Regions from separate parts of the Mus musculus genome. Here region 1 is linked to region 2. A link is a contact called in ENCODE POLR2A ChIA-PET data. All regions are on one chromosome and are shown on one strand. The core of a region is the stretch at or near the end of the contact, and the rest is flanking DNA. Distances in the headings are between cores, read along the strand shown.

Region 1 (6,572 bases), core at 1,263-3,762, 180 kb after region 2:
GGCGGACGTTCAGCTGACTGACCCCCTTCGACCCAACTTAGGTGCCTATGACAGCATCCGACATGCCCACAGCCAGTCCACAGAGGCAGAGCGCCGTGCCAACGCCTCCACCTTTGCAGTACCCAGCCCTGTGAGCAACTCAGCAGATACCCGGCGTCGGACGGAAGTGCTAATGGGTGCCCAAAAAGAAAACTTCAACCGCCAACATTTGGCCAACCAGCAGGCACTGGGACGGCTCTCTGCACATGCCCACACCCTGAGCCTGACGGGCATAAATGAGTTGGTGAGGTGCAAGTATGGAGAGGGACAGGTGGGTGTGGGTGTTCTTCCCACAGGACCTTGATTTGTTTTGTGCCTGGCAGGTGTGTGGGGCACCAGGGGACGCACCCTGTGCCACCAGCCCTTGTGGGGGTGCCGGATGTCGGGATGAAGATGGGCAGCCCCGTTGTGGTGGCCTCGGTTGCAGTGGGGCAGCAGCCACGGCAGATCTAGCGCTGGGCCGGGCTCGGCACACGCAGGCAGAGCTGCAGCGGGCACTGGTAGAAGGTGGCGGCATCCTCAGCCGGGTGTCTGAGACTCGTCGGCAGGCAGAAGAGGCACAGCAGCGAGCACAGGCAGCCCTGGACAAGGCTAATGCTTCCAGGGGCCAGGTGGAACAGGCCAATCAGGAGCTTCGAGAACTTATCCAGAATGTGAAAGACTTCCTCAGCCGTGAGCCTCCCATGTGGCCCAGGCCATGTGCTTGCTTCCCTTGTGTCTGTGTGTACTTGAGTCTCGGTGTCTGCAATGGACATGTGTTTATAACCCTATGTCTGGCCCTGAGTCCCTGTCCAGTCAATGTCCCTAAGTCTGTGTCCCTTATATAGTCCCTGTTCCTTGGTTACATCCTTATGCCTGTTAGCAAACTCCTATTGCATGTGCAGTCTGAGACCCCAGAATACCAAGATTGTGTTCCCAAGGTCATGCAGGAGAGACTGTTAAGCCCTTGCCTGTGTCTCCATAGAGGAGGGAGCCGATCCTGACAGTATTGAAATGGTAGCGACTCGGGTGCTAGACATCTCCATCCCGGCCTCACCCGAGCAGATCCAGCGCCTAGCCAGTGAGATTGCAGAACGCGTCCGAAGCCTGGCCGACGTGGACACAATCCTGGCCCATACCATGGGCGACGTGCGTCGGGCTGAACAGCTACTGCAAGATGCGCACCGGGCACGGTCTGACCCCCAAGCCTGGTCCCCATTCCTGAAACCTGGTCCTGATACCTGTAGACCCTGATCTCCCCTCTTCCTCAGGAGCCGGGCCGAGGGTGAGAGACAGAAGGCAGAGACAGTCCAAGCGGCACTGGAGGAGGCTCAGAGGGCACAAGGAGCTGCTCAGGGTGCCATCTGGGGAGCAGTGGTTGACACACAAAACACAGAGCAGACCCTGCAGCGGGTATGACTTCCTTAGGACGAGGTGATGGGCATGTACTAAGGATCTGGCTTGCTTTGTCTGGGACAGGGAGGTCTTACTGTGTAGCCCTGGGCAGCCTGGAAGTTACAGAGATCAACTTGCTTCTCCTTCTCAGTTGCTGGTACTAAAGGTGGATTTGTTAAACCTGGGCCTTTCTGTGGCAGGTCCAGGAGAGGATGGCAGGTGCAGAGAAGTCTCTGAACTCTGCCGGTGAGCGGGCTCGGCAATTAGACGCCCTCCTGGAGGCCCTGAAACTGAAACGGGCAGGAAATAGCCTGGCAGCATCTACAGCGGAAGAAACAGCAGGCAGTGCCCAGAGCCGTGCCAGGGAGGCTGAGAAAGTGGGTTGGGCGAAGCCCTCTGGATGGGGTAGGGGTATTATAGTTAGAATTCCACTGAATTAGTATACCGACCCTGCCTCTTACATCTGCAGCAACTACGGGAACAAGTAGGTGACCAATACCAAACAGTGAGGGCGTTGGCAGAGCGGAAGGCTGAAGGTGTTCTGGCTGCACAAGCCAGGGCAGAACAACTGCGGGATGAGGCTCGGGACCTGTTGCAGGCCGCTCAGGATAAGCTGCAGCGGCTACAGGGTGAGGACCATGGTGGGCGGGAGCTAGAAAGGTGGGCTTGCGTGAGAAAAGACTTGAACTATTTCTTGACCCTTCTAGAGCTGGAGGGCACATATGAGGAGAACGAGCGTGCACTGGAGGGCAAAGCGGCCCAGCTGGATGGGCTGGAAGCCAGGATGCGCAGTGTGCTCCAGGCCATCAACTTGCAGGTCCAGATCTACAACACCTGCCAGTGACCACTCCCTAGGGCCTAGCCTTGTCGCCAAGCACTGTTCTGCACACGATCGTCCGCACATTAAAGAGCTCCTGGCTAGCAAGAGCTTTCAATAAACCTGTGTGAACCTCCTCTGTGTTGTCTGGCCTTTGATGGGAGGGGCGGAGGACCTTTATACACGCCATCAGCTGTAGGCTACCAGCAGAGGCCGAGCACCGGAACCCCTCCTCTTCCTTTCCCGCCCTCCCCAAAGCTGCCCTTCACCAAGAGCTCCCACTCTTGCCGGAAGTGCGTCATCAGCTCGGCACCCCGCCTCCCGTAGCCGTAGCTAGAAGTCGAAACAAAACAAGCGGCTGAAGCAGCGGCGAAGGCGGCGGTGGCGGAGGAGCCGGGACGGGGGAGGGGCGCGCCGGAACCGGAACCGACCCGACGCCGGAACCGGAATCGAGAGCGTGTTGCCAGGGCCCGAAGAGGGCTGGTGGCGGCGGTCTCGCTCGGTGAGTGGTGTGGGCCTCAAGTCGCCGGTTTGGCCGCAGCGGGGGAAGGCCGCAAGGTTGGCCCGGGGCGGGCCTGTTCAAGGTCACGGGCCGTGCCAGCCCCGACATCTCGAGCCTCGCGGCGTGCTCGGCCTACCGATGCCGACCGAGCCGTTATGCTACCCCTGTGGCCGGCCTCTCTGTTTTTAAGAGGATTAGCGGCGAGCGAGGGTGGCTTCCTGGAGGAGGTGGTGGCAGGCCTGGGATTCGGAGGCTGGAGGAGGGCAGCATCCTAGCCGGGGCGTTGGTCTGCGTTCAGTAACTCTGCGCAGCTTCTCTAACCAGCTGGGATCTCCGGATAGTTTCTCTGCCGCTTCGACGGCTTTCAGAGCATGGGGGAGGGATTCCGGCTGTGAATCGGGCCTCGGTGTAAGGAGGAAACGGCGGGTGCTCTGCCCAGAGGCCTGGACGGACTGTCACTAAAGATTCCGCTCATCACTCTTATCGTCCAAGGGTATTTTTATCACCCCACTCTCCCCTAAGGGAACACAGGCTACAGTTCAATCTCCTTCGTCTCGCAAGCCGGGCTTGAGGCTGCCAGGGCTAGTACTAGGTCTACGTTCCATCTCCACCCTCACTAGTTTTGAGAACTTCACTTTGGATGGAGGGAGCCCGAATCCACACACAGGTGGGAAACAGATCAGGCCTCCGTGGCTCAGAGCTGATGATGAAGGAAGGAACCTGGAGACAGGGGTGATGTCTGTTTCGTTGTTAAGCCTATCACCGTGTCTTAAAACTGGAGTCCACTCCTCATTTTTTTTTTTTTCGAGACAGGGTTTCTCTGTGTAGCCCTGGCTGTCCTGGAACTCACTCTGTAGACCAGGCTGGCCTCGAACTCAGAAAATCCGCCTGCCTCTGCCTCCCAAGTGCTGGGATTAAAGGCGTGCGCCACCACCACCCGCCTCCACTCCTAATCTTTAAGGCTGAGGAGAGAGAGATCGATCCTTCTTTAGGTGGAAACAAAAGATCAAGTTTCAGGAGCTGGTTTATGGCAAAAAATAGGAGCCGGCAGGAAGCAGACTAGATGCTTTAGTACCAGAGCCTTTCTGGTTAGTGGCAGCACCTGGGGCCGTTTTCAGCTTCAGAGTCTGCCCTTCTGCTGCTCTGACTATTCCTTGGTCTCCCTCTCTGCTGCCTGACTCCTTCACTCTCTACTTGTCTGGCGGTGACTAAGCAGCCGGCGAGAGTGAAGGAAGCAGAGCAGGCTGCTCAGAGTGCAGACCTGTGGGTTGGAGCCATGGCTCTCATCCAGAGGATGATCCTGGTCCCAGGCCACAACTGCCTTGACCTAGCACTTCCTCAGTGCAGCCTTCCAGCGTTGTGGGTTTCTGTAGATACCCAGGAGGCGTGGCCTGAAGCACTTGCCACTGCTTGAATTATTTATTTCCTCACAGGGTAGCCTCACAGTGCGCATGGCTGCCTCAGCTGGTGAGAATCCTGCCCATTAGGGTTCAGAGAGGCCTGCGTTGCTCAGCCCTTGTAGGCAGGGAGCAGATCACTTGGCCTTGGCAGTGACTCGTGGTCTATTTTCATTAGGCTCTTGGTTCTTTGCTGAAGAATTTGGCCACAAAGAGTTGCCAAGATAGCTGGGCCGGGAAGAAAGCGCCGCAGCCCTGACCCAGACGCTGTTGCCGACTCTGGGCCACTCTGGCTGGCTACCAAGCGGCTCAAGATGTCTGCAGGGGCCAGTGCTACAGGGCCCAGGAGGGGGCCGCCAGGACTGGAAGAGGCCACTAGTAAGAAGAAACAGAAGGATCGAGCAAACCTGGAAAGTAAAGATGGAGATGCTAGGAGAGGTAGGAGGGGCTTTTCCAGAGTGCCTACGGCTTCCCTTATCACTGGACATGCAAGTATTGGGGTGGGGGTGGGGGTCCTGTCTCTTCCTCCTCTATCCTGGTTTGATGGGGAGAAAAAGATCCATGGCAGGCTGGGTAGAACCTGGGCTTTCCACCTGAGAGACGTGGCTAAGATTAATGAGATGGGAGTGTCTGGGGTCTGGCTCACTCATTCCTGTCTGTTCCTTTTGTTGCCAGTGTCCCTTCCTCGAAAGGAACCAACCAAAGATGGTGAGTACTGAGTGCTACGTGAGAGAAAGGAGAATTTAGCTCCCATCTGGAGCGGTAGGCTTGGCTCGTGTACCTGTCTGTCACCATTAGCACCTTGTTGAGACCCCTCTGATCTCTACCCCTCTCTCCCTGTAGAATTGTTGCTCGATTGGAGGCAGAGTGCAGATGAGGTGATTGTTAAGCTGCGCGTGGGAACAGGTCCCGTACGTCTGGAGGATGTAGATGCTGCGTTCACAGACACGGACTGTGTGGTGAGGCTTCCAGGTGCGTCCGTGTACCCCGAGAACAGGGCTACCTTTGAGTGCTCTGATACCCCCACTCCAGGTTACTTTTGCCACTCTTTTTACAGATGGTCGGCAGTGGGGTGGTGTCTTCTTTGCTGAAATACAAAGTTCTTGCACCAAAGTGCAGGCTCGCAAGGGTGGTCTTCTACAGCTAGTACTACCCAAGAAGGTGCCTCTGCTCACGTGGCCCTCTCTCCTGGTATGTTCCAGTTGCGTGTATGGGAGTTGGGGATACCCAATGTATTCAACAGGGCCTAATTGTTATCTCTTTGGCAGAAGAAACCTCTGGGAACCCAAGAGCTGGTGCCAGGTTTGCAGTGCCAGGAGAACGGGCAAGAGCTGTCTCCCATTGCCCTGGAGCCAGGCTCTGAGCCCCGCAGAGCTAAACAGGAAGCCCGAAACCAGAAGCGGGCCCAGGGCCGTGGTGAGGTAGGCTCGGGGGCTGGCCCTGGGACACAGGCAGGGCCCAGCGCCAAGAGGGCTGTTCACCTCCGCAGAGGGCCAGAAGGGGAAGGGTCCATGGATGGCCCCGGCCCCCAGGGTGATGCCCCGTCTTTCCTGTCTGACTCAGCTACCCAGGTAAGAGTTAGGTGCCTGTTTTTCTATCTGGGTATTTGGAGATAGGGGAAGGAATGTGGACCAGAGAGGGTACCACTGGCCGGACCAGAGCTAATCTTGCCTCTGTTTTTTTTTTTGTGTGTGTGTGTGTGTGTGTGTGTGTGTGTGTGTAGGTTGAGGCTGAGGAGAAGCTCTGTGCTCCACCAATGAACACTCAAACAAGTCTCTTGAGCTCAGAGAAGAGTTTAGCCCTTCTGACAGTAGAGAAGACAGTGTCCCCCAGGAATGACCCAGTCGCCCCGGTTATGGTCCAGGACAGAGACCCTGAGCCTGAGCAAGAAGACCAAGTCAAAGAGGAGATGGCACTTGGGGCTGATCCTACAGCCTTGGTGGAGGGTAACATGGGGACTGGGCAGGCGGGCCCCCAGATTGGGTTGCAGGGTTGGTGGGTGGGCATGGAGTAGTACAGTAACAGGCTAGAATTTGTCTTGGGTTGGTGGCACTGAGCCATGGTCTCAACCTAGAACCAGAGTCTATGGTGAACCTGGCATTTGTCAAGAACGACTCGTATGAGAAGGGCCCGGATTCGGTGGTGGTGCACGTGTACGTGAAGGAGATCCGCAGGGACAGCTCCCGAGTGCTCTTCCGAGAGCAGGACTTCACACTGATCTTCCAGACCAGGTGTGTGGCTGAGGCTGGGGCAGGTTCAGCAGTGTGTCTCGGATGGGGATGTGCTTCAGGCGTTTCTCTTTGTCCTTCCTCTTCCTCTGCTCTGCCTCTTCAGGGACGGAAACTTTCTGAGGCTGCATCCGGGCTGTGGGCCCCACACCATCTTCCGATGGCAGGTGAAGCTCAGGTGGGTGGTGCGCAGCCCCGTCACTGCTGCCCTCACT
Region 2 (6,152 bases), core at 1,327-3,826:
GCTAGCCAATACCAAGGCTCTTAGTGAGATGTCTCTTAGGAATTCAACTTGTCCTCAAAAAGAACAGAGAAACAAGTCAGTGGGAAATGATAACTTCCTCTGCCTGCCTCAGACCTAAAAGATTGTAGCTTGGCCAGGGAGGGACAGGTTTGGTGCCCTAATCCAGGCCAGGATTAGCTGGCTTTTTGCCTACGAAGCAAAGCCAAGAAAGTCAGAGTCTATGGGAGAACTGGCTTTCTTTCTAAATCTCAGAACTGGCCAACCTCGAGATTCCTCTTAGAAGGACCAATTTCTCTAAGATTACATCCCCAAGGGGATGACTAAGTCAGGAAAAAGCCAAGGTGAGAAAGGGACCACTGACCTCCTCAACCAAAATGTTTCTAAGCAATGACCCTTGACAAGAAGTCTTTCCTTTTGTTAAGAGACAAACTTCACCTGCCCAGTACCTGAAGCTGTTGGAGGCAAGGCTGAGGGCAGTGGAGGCTCACCCTGGAAGCATCATGGTACTCCAGTCCCCCAACCCCAAGCCCTCTGCAGTTGTCCAAGGGGTCTGGACAGCAGCAACAAATAGCATAGGAGCCAGCGGACCCAGCGATATCTCTGGAGACCCTTCTGCTGCTGCCTTCCCTTATTCTCTGTGCGTTTTGAGAGCTTCATTTGCTGCTATCTCCCTGAAAGTAATGGAGAGAAGCAAGGTTATTTCATCGATCGCGGAACAGTCCCTGACATTGGTTCTTCCTTTGCTCCTTCTTGGCTAAGCTGGGCTCAGTACAGCTTATAGTAGAATCTAGACTTCTTTACTAATCTCTTGTAGTCCCTGCTGGGTCTACTATTCTCCTACCTTATGGTGCTTAGCTAAGACAGTGGTCACCTTCCTAATCCATGTATTGCTTTCACTCTTGAAGCCCTTTGTCGACTTGCCATAAGAAGAAGCTTATAAAGGCAAATTAGATCAGGCAACTGTCCTGCTGAATCAGCCCCTCAACTGTTCCTTCTGCCCTTGTGCTCCAAGTTCACCATCACAGCCTGATCTAGTCTCCTAAAGTTACATTTCCCCTTGCTACTGGGTCTTGTTTTATCTATTTCTTTTTCTTTTCTTTTCTTTTTTTTTTTTTTTTTTGGTGTTTTGAGACAGGGTTTCTCTGTGAAGCCCTGGCTGTCCTGGAACACACTCTGTAGACCAGGCTAGCCTCGAACTCAGAAATCCACCTGCCTCTGCCTCCCAAGTGCTCAGATTAAAGGTGTGCGCCACCACTGCCTGGCAGAGTCTGAGTTGTCCTTGTTTTCTGGTGTACTGTGACCTCTGCCGTGTGGTAGAAGCTCAGAGATTAGCTGAATGAAATGTCCTGATAAGTAAGCTGTTGTTTTTAGAGATTAGGAGGTTGACTTGATGAGGTCGTATGCTAAGAATAGAGACTGTTAGGCTGGGGGTTATAGCTCCAGTGGTACAGTACTTGCCTAGAATAGATGTTCTTGCCTTCCTAAAGAAAGACTTCCCAACCAAGGGATTTGTTTTCAATAGACCTGGCACATCACCTTTCTGAAATTAAGGTAACACCACCATCCATCCCCACTGAACATGCTGATGAGAGGCTCTAAAGCCACTGGGAACCCCCAACTGGAATCCTGAGCTCTACCATTAGCCTTGAAGGATTCTTGCACAGCCACTAAGCTGGTGCACTCACATGCTGAGAGTTCTCTGCCTGTCAAGCATGGGGTTGGGATAGACAGAGATTTACTCACCATGAAGAGAAATGTGTGGAGCCATCAGGTGTGGATCCATTCTGGCCACCCAGACCTGGAGGCAGGAACACACCCATAGCTGCAGGAGGCTGAGGGTGGGGATCTGAGCAGGCAATAGCCCAGGTCAGGTCAGGGGCCACTGGTATAGTTTAATAGAGATTGAGGCTGGGATACTAGGGACTAGTGGTATTGTCCAGGAAGGGTTTTGAGAAACAGTTAACAACGTGATGATGGGCATGAGGGGCTTGTGGTGTAAAATGGTACGGGGTTGTAAGTCTGGGTACAGTGAGGCTCCTGGAGGACCAGTGGTAGTCTATGTGGACACAGGAGAACCCAATGGTACAGTATGGTGGTGGTAGGGACAGCCGGGCCAAGGAGGTTCGTAGGGAGCCTCACCTGGACGGTGATACAACCCGGTCACTGTGTTCCCGTAGAACCCCCAGGCCAGCTGGATGCCCAGGAGACTTAACACCAACCACAGCAGGAGCAGCTTGAAGAGAGTCACTCGCATGTCTTGTGTCTCCCACTCCCGCAGAAAGTCGCTGCCCAGGGTGCCCAGCGCTCCGAGCACCGTGGCGGGCAAAGCTTGCAGAAACTGCCCGGCCCAAGGCTCCGCCATGACTGGCCAGCGCCCCACCGGGAGTACTGTCACCGTAGTTCTTACTGCGCAAGCGTATGGTCTTCCGGGGTTAGGCCTGTCAGTGCGCACGCGTAATACAAGGCAAGGAAGATCTACTTCGCTTGCGCGAAGTGTTGGCAGTTTGGGGAGGGGTTTTTAAAACCGCGCAGGCGCACCCAGCCCCACCCTGCTTGCTTAAAGGATGAGTGATTCGGTGAGGATAAAATAGCAACTCGCTCTTTTATAGCCCCGGTGTTCCCGTCATGCTCCACGCGTCTGCCATGATTGGTTAAGCGTCTAGCTCTCAGGGCGTGGATGCGTTCTTGAGCAATCGTGGCTGAACTGAGAGTGTGCGCGCGTGCGCGGGGCCGCGACTGGCGCCAGCTCGAGCCCGCAGGGCGCTCGGGGCCGCGCACGTCGCTCCCCGCCCTCCCGCCACCGCCCGCCCTCGTTCGCTCGCGCTCCCCGCCCGCCGCCCGCGGTCCTCCGTCGGTTCTCTCCATAGCCCGCCGTCTCCCACGGAGCTGCCCGTCCTTGGCTCGGAGCTCGCGGACTCGCGGACAAGCGTCCTCAGCGCGAAGAGGCCGGACTCGGAGTCCTCGCCTTGAGGTGAGCAGGAGCATTTCCCTCCAGCCGCCTCGGCTCCGGGCCCGGCTGGTCGGCTGATCGGCAAGCACTTTTCCGGCCTCCGGCCCGTCGCCTGCCCGCGGTCGCGCCCCACCTGCTGCTCTCGGCCCGCAGCCCCTCGCCCCGGCCCCTGACCTGGGGCCCCGCGCCCGAGGCGGCGGCCCCGCCCGCGCAGTCCCCGGAAGCGCGCCCCGCCGCCTCCAGTCCCCCTTCCCCCGCCCGGCCGGGCCTGGTGGAGCCCTAGCCGCCCGCCCTCCTCGTCGCTTCCTCTCAGGGTTGCGCCGGGCTGGGCGGGGGCTCCCGGCCGGTCCGCGACCGCGCTGGGGTAGCCTGCCACTGCGAAGCGCGTGTGGCTGTCGGGAGTTGGACTAGGCAAGAAACTCTTTTACAACTCCATTTTGCCTTTTGCATTGAACGTGGATTATTAATCCCGTTCTATACCGGGTGAAGACAGTGAGGGTTTGGGTGGATTTTCTGTTTTGAGTGCCGTATTATTGGAGATTGTGTAAGTAAAAGATTGTTTTGAAATCTTAGCGGTTATGACTCTATGGGGGAAGGTATTTTCCAGTCGAAAAAACACATAATAATTTGGCGAGGTTGCATCAAAATAGATGCATTTCTGCTTAAAGTTATTACTTCAATTAAGAATCACTGATGGGTTCCCCTTTTCAGGTCGGTTTCGTAAAATTGCATTTTTTGCAGGCAAGTTGATTTAAAAAAAAAAAAGTTCATGTTTAGTAGCTGATAGTGGAAAATTTGACACCATTTTTTTTCTTTTTTGCCCCAGAATTGGTTCTACTTGTATTTTCTAATAGTCATCACTAAATTTTGACCTATTAGTTATTTATTTGGTTTTGTCTTCTGGTATATTTTGAAATAAGTGCTTTTTGCATGTTATATATAACATTATATATGTATAATATGTAGTACACGTATAATGTACATCCCCCATGCCAGTCTGAAAGGGGAAAACTTATATTTTAGGATGCGGTATGTGGTGAGAATTTTTAGCCACTTAGTGTCACGTGCCCAAATGTGTATGTACCATGTGGAATGTTTTTTTCACCTTTCATTGGCTAGTTTGAGCATTTGACTCACGTATTATTAAACTAAGAAAACAAGATCAGGTCTTAATATTGAAGACTCTGAGATGTTGTTTGGAGTATTTCTCCGGAGCAGTGACGTTTCTTAGGGACATAAAATATATGGAGCTTGTTTTTTTCCTATTTTATTTTCCTCTTTGGTGTTGGCTTGGGACACAGTGAACAGGTGCTGTATCTCTGAGCTGCATTTCAGCCTTACAACTTGGGATCAAACTCTAGTGCTCAACTTACATAGCTTCTACTCAAAAATCTACTGAACAGGAGAATAGGAACATCCACTCTACTGATTGTACCCCCAATAGATGTAGTATTTTAGACTGGGGAGGAAAAAAAAAACTTTAGGATTTACAAACCAATTCCGTTTGTAGGTGTGGGAACTGAGCTTAGGGAATTTTTTTCTCTTTCCTTCTGTGTGTGTGTGTGTGTGTGTGTGTGTGTCTGTCTGTCTGTCTCTCTCTCTCTTTCTTGAGAAAGGCTTATTACTCCGCAGAGAGAACAGTGGGTGTGATAATACCAGAAGAACCACTGACCTAAGACTTAATTTAAAAAAAAAAAAAAAGACACTGGGTCTGACCTGAGACCTGGAACTTAATTTGTAGATAAAGCTGGTCTCTAATTTCCACATGCTCCTAGTGCTGCCTCCGGAACAGTGCTGGGATCACTGGGTGTGTGCCACCATTCCTGCTGAGACTTAAAATGTTTGAAGGTCATACATCTAGTTAGACTACAACTATTTTTTTTTCTGTTATTCTCCATGTGCTGTCAGTTAAAATCAGAATTTCCAGGTTACTTCAGGTTCTTTACCATGCAGATTATGCATATTTGGGAAACAAATTTCATGTTTTTGTAAGTAGTTCCTTTCTGGCTAGGCCTTGCCTTTGAGTGTGTTGGTTTTCTTAAGGACCGGGTTTTGAGAGTTTACTGTTAGCAAAGATAAGGTAATGAGGTCCAGCTAGAATGTTTTCAAGACTCCTTTGAGTCAGTTTTAAATGGAATTGGTGAGAATTTGCATGTATCAAGTAGACCATGGTCTGTACATGTGTGAGAGTGGTTTTGTTGGAGTGATTTCATAGTCCTTTAAAAAGTCCATCTTGCTCTATTAGGGGTGTAAGTAAGTTACTAGAAGAGTGAAAACAGATCTTCAGAGCTGGGTGTGGTGGCACACGCCTTTAATCCCAGCAGGCGGATTTCTGAGTTCGAGGCCAGCCTGGTCTACAAAGTGAGTTCCAGGACAACGAGGGCTGCACAGAGAAACCCTGTCTCGGGAATAAAAAACAAAAACAGATCTTCAGGCGCTTCTTAGTCCATGGGTGGGGTTGAAGTAGTAAGAAGAGGTCAAGTAAGAAAAGCCAAACTAGTCTTTTGACTTGTCCTTAAAGAGCCAAAAGATCAGTTAACTTCATTGAAAGACTAATTTAAGATCAGAGGGTTTTTATAGACAGCATACTTAGTTCTATTGTATCATAGCTACTAGCAATGATGACAAATTGTGCATAAATGTTGAATATAAAAATAGGAAGTAGGTGAGGTGACAAACCTGTAATGAAACACTCCAGGCATTAGGAGGATTTCAGATTTGAGACCAGCTTAGGCTATATAACAAAATCCTGCTTCAAAAAAAAAAAATGTTCCTCTTAATTCTATCCAGTGGAACTCAATTGTTGCACCAAAGCATTAAGAATGTACGTTACCTATCTGTCTTTTGTTACTGGGAATGAAACCTAACTTTGATTGGTAGCTATACGATTAGCCTCTCTCTATCTTAACTGATTGGTTACTTTTCAGCCTGAAGCTTTAACCCGGGGCATTACATATCCTAGGCAAGGGCTCTGCTGCTGAAGTACGTCCTGAACCCTGATTTTACTTTTGAGGTAGTCTTATTACATTGTCAGGGCGTAATTATGAACTCACCTGCAGCTTTCAACCTTCCTCAGTCTCCCCAGTAACTGGGTTTACAGCTATGAGGCCTGACTGTAACCAAGTTCGTTTTATTTATTTATTTATTTTGGAGGCAGTTACACTCTAGGTGAGGTTAGCTTGGAAACTTACACTGTGGCCCA

Evidence for each region. ChIA-PET counts read pairs that join two places held with the same protein, here RNA polymerase II (POLR2A).
Region 1: POLR2A ChIA-PET joins it to region 2 with 11 read pairs in embryonic stem cell. The contact joins the promoter of Usp19 here to the promoter of Tcta in region 2. POLR2A ChIA-PET finds 5 or more read pairs at or near these places in 3 of 5 experiments (Patski and embryonic stem cell).

What each region holds. Positions count from the first base shown.
Region 1 is chr9:108,488,164-108,494,735 of GRCm38, forward strand. Usp19 (ubiquitin specific peptidase 19) reads left to right here and starts at 2,513. Exons shown (of 27, transcript NM_027804.4): 1 at 2,513-2,732; 2 at 4,308-4,567; 3 at 4,805-4,837; 4 at 4,973-5,101; 5 at 5,187-5,320; 6 at 5,401-5,700; 7 at 5,853-6,075; 8 at 6,204-6,360; 9 at 6,464-6,535. The coding sequence starts at 4,444. It overlaps Lamb2 (laminin, beta 2), which reads left to right. Exons shown (of 33, transcript NM_008483.3): 27 at 42-283; 28 at 363-711; 29 at 1,004-1,211; 30 at 1,290-1,431; 31 at 1,614-1,790; 32 at 1,883-2,042; 33 at 2,121-2,367. The coding sequence ends at 2,257.
Region 2 is chr9:108,303,583-108,309,734 of GRCm38, forward strand. It overlaps Tcta (T cell leukemia translocation altered gene), which reads right to left and starts at 2,577. Exons shown (of 3, transcript NM_001311156.1): 1 at 2,140-2,577; 2 at 1,744-1,798; 3 at 1-671. The coding sequence starts at 2,362. The coding sequence ends at 629. It overlaps Rhoa (ras homolog family member A), which reads left to right and starts at 2,578. Exons shown (of 6, transcript NM_016802.5): 1 at 2,578-2,971.